2 separate regions of the Mus musculus genome follow, and region 1 is linked to region 2. Evidence: chromatin contacts called from ENCODE Hi-C or POLR2A ChIA-PET data. All regions are on one chromosome and are shown on one strand. The core of a region is the stretch at or near the end of the contact, and the rest is flanking DNA. Distances in the headings are between cores, read along the strand shown. Region 1 holds the start of Rac1 (Rac family small GTPase 1). Region 2 holds the start of 0610040B10Rik (RIKEN cDNA 0610040B10 gene).

Region 1 (3,398 bases), core at 115-2,614, 200 kb before region 2:
ACTGGAAGAGCAGCTTGGCCTCTTAAGCTCCAGGAGGAGGGAACTTGCCAGGCAAGTGTGAGGAACAGAGCTCCAATCCAGAAACTAGTATACTAGGAGGGTACGGTGACTCACCTGTAACTCCGGAAGATAAAGATGGGATCTCCAGGGCAAGCTGGTTGGCTAGATTAACTGGAATTGGCCAGTTTTGTGTTCAATGAGAGATCTTACTTCAATATATATAAGGTGAACAGCAACTGAATACACCCAGTGTCAACCTTGGTCTTCTATACACATGTGCACCACACATGTGCCCACACATGAAAACATGCACACACACACACACCACAGATAACCAAAAATATCTTTAATGTTCTTGTCTTCTAATAGGCTACCTTATTTGTGAATGAATTATATGCTTACCCTATCATATCAGCAATCTTTAAAAGAATTCTTCTGACCTTTATCCTTCTGTTTATTATTTTAATGGTATGTATGTTTTTTTTTCCTTATATTTTTGTTTATTTAGTGCTCCCTCCCCACCCCCCACCCCTATTGAGAAAGTCTCATGGTAGGTCAGGTTAACGCTGGACGCTACATAGCCAGAGGTCAAACTTCAGATGTTTCTGCTACCTCCAGTCCAGAGCTGGGATTCCAGGTATGCACTACCTGATATATACCACATCTGTTTCATACCGTCGTGAGGTTCAATCCTAGGGTTTCATATCTGTATCTGCTCGGGGAAGCACTCTACCAATTGAGTTGCATATCCAGAGGTTGGACTTGAGGTTGATCCCCAGGATTCTACTGCTTCCGCCCACCAAGTGCTGGGATTACAGGTGAGCCACCAGGGCAGGCTGTGATGTGCTAGGGATGGAGCCCCAGGCTGTACATGCCGGCAAACATTCTGACTTGGCTACATCCCTAGCAGTTTCTTTTTTGAGACTGGATCTCACTGTGGCACGAGCTATACAGAATTTTCTAGCAGGATCTTACGCTACAGCATACTGTAGTTATCACATAACAAGGGGGCTCAGGAATCTCTCCATGGAGTTGGCACAAGTAGGTTGCGAGCGAACGGGACCCTACCACTGACCCGAACCCGTAACCCCAGGATTCAGAGGGCTTCCTAAACCTGGTCACAACCGGGACGCTTTAGCGTGCCAAGATGGCGGCCGCCCCGCCCCGCGGCCGCCGAGCCCGTTCTCCGGCTGGAGCCGACTGTTGCCGAGCTTTCCCGAAAGCCCGTGGAAGCCAGGAACGGCGCGGGCGGGCGCGCGGGCGGGCGGGAGCGGCCCCGCCCGGAGCCTGGGAGCTGCGTCGACGGCACCGAGGGGGAGGGGAGGCCGGATGTGAGTGGAGCGGCCATTTCCTGTTTCTCTGCAGTTTTCCCCAGCTTTGGGTGGTGGCTGCTGCTGCGCTTCGCCTTCCCGTGCGCTGAGGGCCCGGCGGCGTGGACAGCAGTCCCGGCACTCGGCGCCCCGCCGCCCGCAGCCTCGCCCAGCGCTTCCCGAGCCCGCCGCTTCGCGCCTCAGCCACCGGCCGCCGCCGCCGCCGCCGCGGCCCACCGAGCGGCCCAGATGCAGGCCATCAAGTGTGTGGTGGTGGGAGACGGGTGAGTGCACGGCCGCGCCTGGCGCTCCGGACCCGGTGCCGCGCGCAGCGCCATCGGGGGCCCCCGCAGGCCCGAAAAGCCTCGAGCTGGCGTAGAGCGCGCGCCCGGCCTTCTGGGGGGCGCGAGCCTCCCACCCTCCCGGGCCTGGTTCCGGATTCTGGTTGGGGGAGGGCCTGGGCGAGCCGGCCGGAGGGAAAAGTGAACTCCACCCTCCTGCCTTCTTCCCGGGCCGGACGCCGCCCGTCGCCCTACTCGACTTGGCACGTAGGCGAGGCTGGTTTGAAGAATTTTTCTTGAAACATTTTTAAAAAAAATTTTTGTCTTTTGAGAAAGGGACGTATAGTTTCTTCATTTACTCAGGGTACCCCCTCGCACCCCCCCCCCCGAGAACTGGGATAGGTAACGGCCTCCAAGTCGGCCGGCCCTGGTCGATGCATGTTTGCACCAGTCACTTGGGTGACCTGGAACTTGGGAAAGGGCTCGGTTGCTTCGACTTGACAGGGTGTTTATAAAAATATTCATTTTCACACTTACGCCGAGAAAGTTACTGGGATGCTAGCTGAAGGAGTGTGATGAAGACTGTCCATTGAACGAAGTGTGGTTATTAAAAACAAACAAACCTTCTCTGAAGGCATTAGATATGGATGTAGCAGATCCAGCTCCCTGTGACTCGAGGCAATTCTTTTCGTGATTGACCGTGATGGTTTCAGGCCCTTGAGGGAGACAAGACTGGTCTTATGCAGTCCGTCCCGTTCCCCCCACCCCTTCGGTAGAAACAAGAATCTCAGTGTAATCGGAGCAAAATCGCGCGTCTCAGCGTAGCTTGTGTAGGTTCGTGTTAACGAGGAAGCTTGGAGATTTACCACCCGTTTCCTCAAACGCAGAGTGCAACTGGTCCACTTTCTAGTTCAGTCGAGTACGTTGCCAAACTTGCTTAATGCCTTCCACACTTGCAGTGAGCACTCGCCGCCCATGGGTTTATGAGCCCGTGGATTTATGAGCGATTGTTCAGCGTATTTACAGAACTCTACATTAGACTTTGGGATCGTCCCTGTAACTAAGTCAGCCAGACGGTCAGAGAACTTTATTTTTCTGCTAACATGTCTGTCTGTGGGATTTGTCTCGGAGACAGGAAGTCTCATGGATACGGTTCAATGTATTTAACGACACACTGGAATTTCATTGAGTAGGAATGTCAATGGTGCTTTCCTTTCACCTCCTAAAAGAAAGCTTTGTCACTTGGGGCACTTAGTTTGATAGTGAAGATGTTGTATTGTGGGGCCGGGGTCTTTTTGTGTAAATCCTAGTTTCTGACTGCCTTGGTCCCAACTCCATGATTCTCCTGTTAGGAGGACATGGACATAGGCGTTGGGCTTACAGGTATGAGCCACAGGTCTGCTTTAAGTGAAGGCAAGATGGCTGGGTCTGTCTGTCTGTCTCTCTTTTTGTATTGCGGTTGAACTATAACATAGCACCTTGCTGGGGAACGTTTAAAACTTACCTGAACTTTCCTTGAAAAGTTAAAAATGTTTCACCAGCAGTTTGTGGGCTGGGGAATACTACCACATTCCTAGTGTTTTAATAAGTTAAATTGCTCTGTCACCATCCTCTTTTCCTCCCAGAGCTTAGGGACCAAGGGGAGGAAGAGAGATTATAAGAGTCAGAGGTCAGGGACACCCAGCGGAAACAGTATTTTCTAGATTCCACTTGTGAACTCAGCAGCAGCTGTATAAGATCCTAGCCCAGGGCAGAGAGGGCCTAGGCTGAGTCGAGATGGGCCCTTGATGCTTCTAGGGGTGAGCCA
Region 2 (3,118 bases), core at 569-3,068:
TTAAATGAGGATGCTTCCATCACAGATGAGGTGGTCAGCGAAGATTTTGTCCTGGATAACTTAACTCACTTACATCCCAACCCTTCTCTTTGTGTGATATAACCAAAGGCAACAGAACACAAGATGAAATGGATGACGGAACCGAGAATCAAAGTTAGTCAGAACAGAAACTTTTAGAGAAGACCACGAAGTCCTTCATTTACATGGGGGAAAGAAAGAAAATTCAAGGTATTTAATTACAGCAGGGTGGAGAACTGCTTGATGAAGCAGTAGCTTTCTCTGGATGCCAGATGACCTCCGTAATGTAACCAGTCTTTCAGGACTCCCCACACCTGCTCACTCTGCTCCCAACATTGCAAAGGCCTTGGATACAATACATTCAGAAAGGTAGTTGTTTTCTTTCTTTTCTTTTTTTTTTTTTTCTAAAAGGAAAAAGAAATGAGAAGCTGGGGTAGGAAGCAAAGCAAACAGGAGAGGGGAGCTTTGAGGCTAATGCTTAGAGATCAGACATTTTTTTCCTCAAAGGGAACCTGTTTTTCAGAGGCGTCAAGAATAGTTCTCGGAGGACCTGGGGGGCACTCAGACAAAGCAGCACCCCCATCCCCTCCAGGAACCTTCTCAGTGCTATGTTTAGCAGCAGCTCCTCTCAAGCCAAGCCTGCCCATTATCAAAACAGCCTTTTTATCCTCAGGGATAAAACACTAGTCACTGCTCCCCACAGGGAGGACGTTAAAGCTGTGCACAGAGATGGCAGGAGTAGGGGCATGCGGTCAGCAGAACCTGACTCACAGGGGGACATACTGTGACCCCTGCAGTGGAACATGCTGGGACTGTTGGGACAGGGCCCAGTGGTGTGTCTGCCAGGAAGACACAGGTGTCCCTGTCTAGGTACCTGCTGGGTGGTCAAGGGTTACTGCTGAGTTCCCGCCAGGACATGCAAAGGCTCGGCACAGTCCAGCAGTTCTCCTGCACCGACCCAAGACAGCCTTCATATTCTGTCAAAAGTGCTCGAAAATTCCAGTTCCTGTGTTAGGTGTGCCTGCCATCCCAACCAAAGTTAGGCTGAGACAGGAGGTTCAAAAGCCCAAGGCCAGCCTGGTATAATTTGGTGGGACTTTAATTTTGTTTGCTCATTTGTTTTGTTTTGTTTTAGAAAAGGTCTAGCTATGTAGCCCTGCCTGTCCCGGAACTCATGTAAACAAGGCTGACCTCTGACTCAGAGAGACCTGCCTCTGTTTCCTTAGGGCGGTGAATAAAGTCATGGGCCACTATGCCTAGCTGAGATCATATTTTGGAAAGAAATTCTTAAAAAGAAAATAGCTAGGGCTGGAGAGATGGCTCAGCGGTTAAGAGCACTGACTGCTCTTCCAGAGGTCCTGAGTTCAAATCCCCCCAACCATATGGTGGCTCACAACCATCTGTAATGGGATTTGATGCCCTCTTCTGGTGTGTCTGGAGACAGCGACATTGGACTCACATAAAATAAATAAAACAAATCTTTTTTTTTTTTTAAAGAAGAAAAAGAAAATAGCTTTTTAAATCTACGCACATACAAGAAATCAGAATTACACTCAGCGGATCACAACAAGCAAACACACCCACAAGAATCAAATCAAGGCCACGAAAATGGGACGGGGTTGGGAGAACGAAGGACTCGTACATAGGCAGTAAATTGTCAAGTAATAATAAAAGTGCGAAGGAAGAGAGAGCAGAGGACGAGGGAGGGAGAAAGACAAACGTTAAGAGAAAAAGAAAAGAGAAAGAAAACCTACGACGGTACGAAAACACAATCGGCTCGCAGAACCAGAGGCCAAAGACAATAATTTCCGGCCTCCCGCTACTTTTTCCGTCGGAAGTCGCCTCCGTCGCGGGCACTGATGACGCCATGGACGCGCCGGAAGTCTTGGGGAGCGCTCCGCTGGGGTCCGCCGGCAGCGGCGGACGGTTGGCCCGGTTTGGGGTAAGGCGGCTCCGGAAGGCTCTGTGACACCCCGGCTGGGCGGCGGCCGTCGGGACCCCGTGTTTGAGTGAGAGCACAGTCCTCTCCGAGCCCCCTGCATCCCGCTCGCTGTGTCCCCTCCTCTTCCAGTCGTTGTCCGGGCTCCGGACGTAGTTGCCGTCTCCCAGCCTGCTTCCGAGCCTCCCTTGTCTCCTCTGAGCCTGATGCGTCCGGGATCTGGTTGTGGGATGGGCTCCATTCACCACTGCCCTTCCCTGGTTCCCCGCAGCTGCAGATTCTGTGACCTCAAGCATGCAAGGGCCTTGAATAATGTACCCGGAAAGTGTCCAGCAAAGGGAAACGACTGGGGCCCTACCCCATGTGGACAACCTCACCATGCGTCTGGACCCCGGTGTGGGCGCCTCAGTGATAGGCGTAGTGACAGTGACAGTGACAGCTAGAGGGATGATAGACCCCCAAACTAGTGGACTTTGAAGTTTTCTTCCCAGGTCAGCAGCGGTACAGCATCCTCTACTTCTGAATGCCTTTCACAGTGCACTCTGCCATGGAGACTTATTCAGCAGTATGTAAGTGTTGCGTTTGATTGTCTCCGCAGCCGGTTCCAGCCTCCTGGAACAACCATGTCGCCAGTTTTGCGCGTGCCAAATTCACGGCGCTGCCCAAGCGGAGCTGCTATCTGAATTCTCCTTGGATGTGGCAAAGGGAAATGAACGCAAAAGGTGCCGCTGGAAGTGTCCGACCTAGAGAAATATGTAGACCGGAGCCCTGTTACCTTGTGAGAATGGCATTTTTTTGTTTGTTTCCTTTTTGTTAATAGTTTCTGTTTTGATTCTCTGCGTTGGAATTTTGGTCCAGAATCCTGCCTCGTAAAGCCAATGTCAGTGTTCCCAGTTTCTTAACACGGGCTTTTTATATTTCATCATTCTGGTCTGGAGGGTGATGGGTGACATCATGACCACTGACCTGTTAAATATGCCCAAGTTTGGGTGTGGGACCCTGACTACCTCTAGGAGTTGCTCATTCTGATGAGGTCGGCGCAGGTTCTTTTGCAGGACTTTATCAGTATCCATGTGAATATTTAAAGATGTAAAAGGGTGTATTGCTGGGTGTGGTGGTGCACTTCTGGAATCCCAACCCTTTGAAAGCTGAGACAGGAGA

The links. Hi-C counts contacts between places; a loop is a spot of excess contacts on that map. ChIA-PET counts read pairs that join two places held with the same protein, here RNA polymerase II (POLR2A).
Region 1: a map of T-helper 17 cell shows a loop between it and region 2 (2.1-fold over the local background). The contact joins the promoter of Rac1 here to the promoter of 0610040B10Rik in region 2. A Hi-C loop is called at or near these places in 1 of 37 maps with a recorded cell type or tissue (T-helper 17 cell). POLR2A ChIA-PET finds 5 or more read pairs at or near these places in 1 of 5 experiments (Patski).

Annotation. Positions count from the first base shown.
Region 1 is chr5:143,525,959-143,529,356 of GRCm38, reverse strand. Rac1 (Rac family small GTPase 1) reads left to right here and starts at 1,364. Exons shown (of 6, transcript NM_009007.2): 1 at 1,364-1,594. The coding sequence starts at 1,560.
Region 2 is chr5:143,328,008-143,331,125 of GRCm38, reverse strand. It overlaps 0610040B10Rik (RIKEN cDNA 0610040B10 gene), which reads right to left and starts at 1,818. Exons shown (of 2, transcript NR_027874.1): 1 at 1,773-1,818. Zdhhc4 (zinc finger, DHHC domain containing 4) reads left to right here and starts at 1,888. Exons shown (of 8, transcript NM_028379.5): 1 at 1,888-1,960; 2 at 2,556-2,735.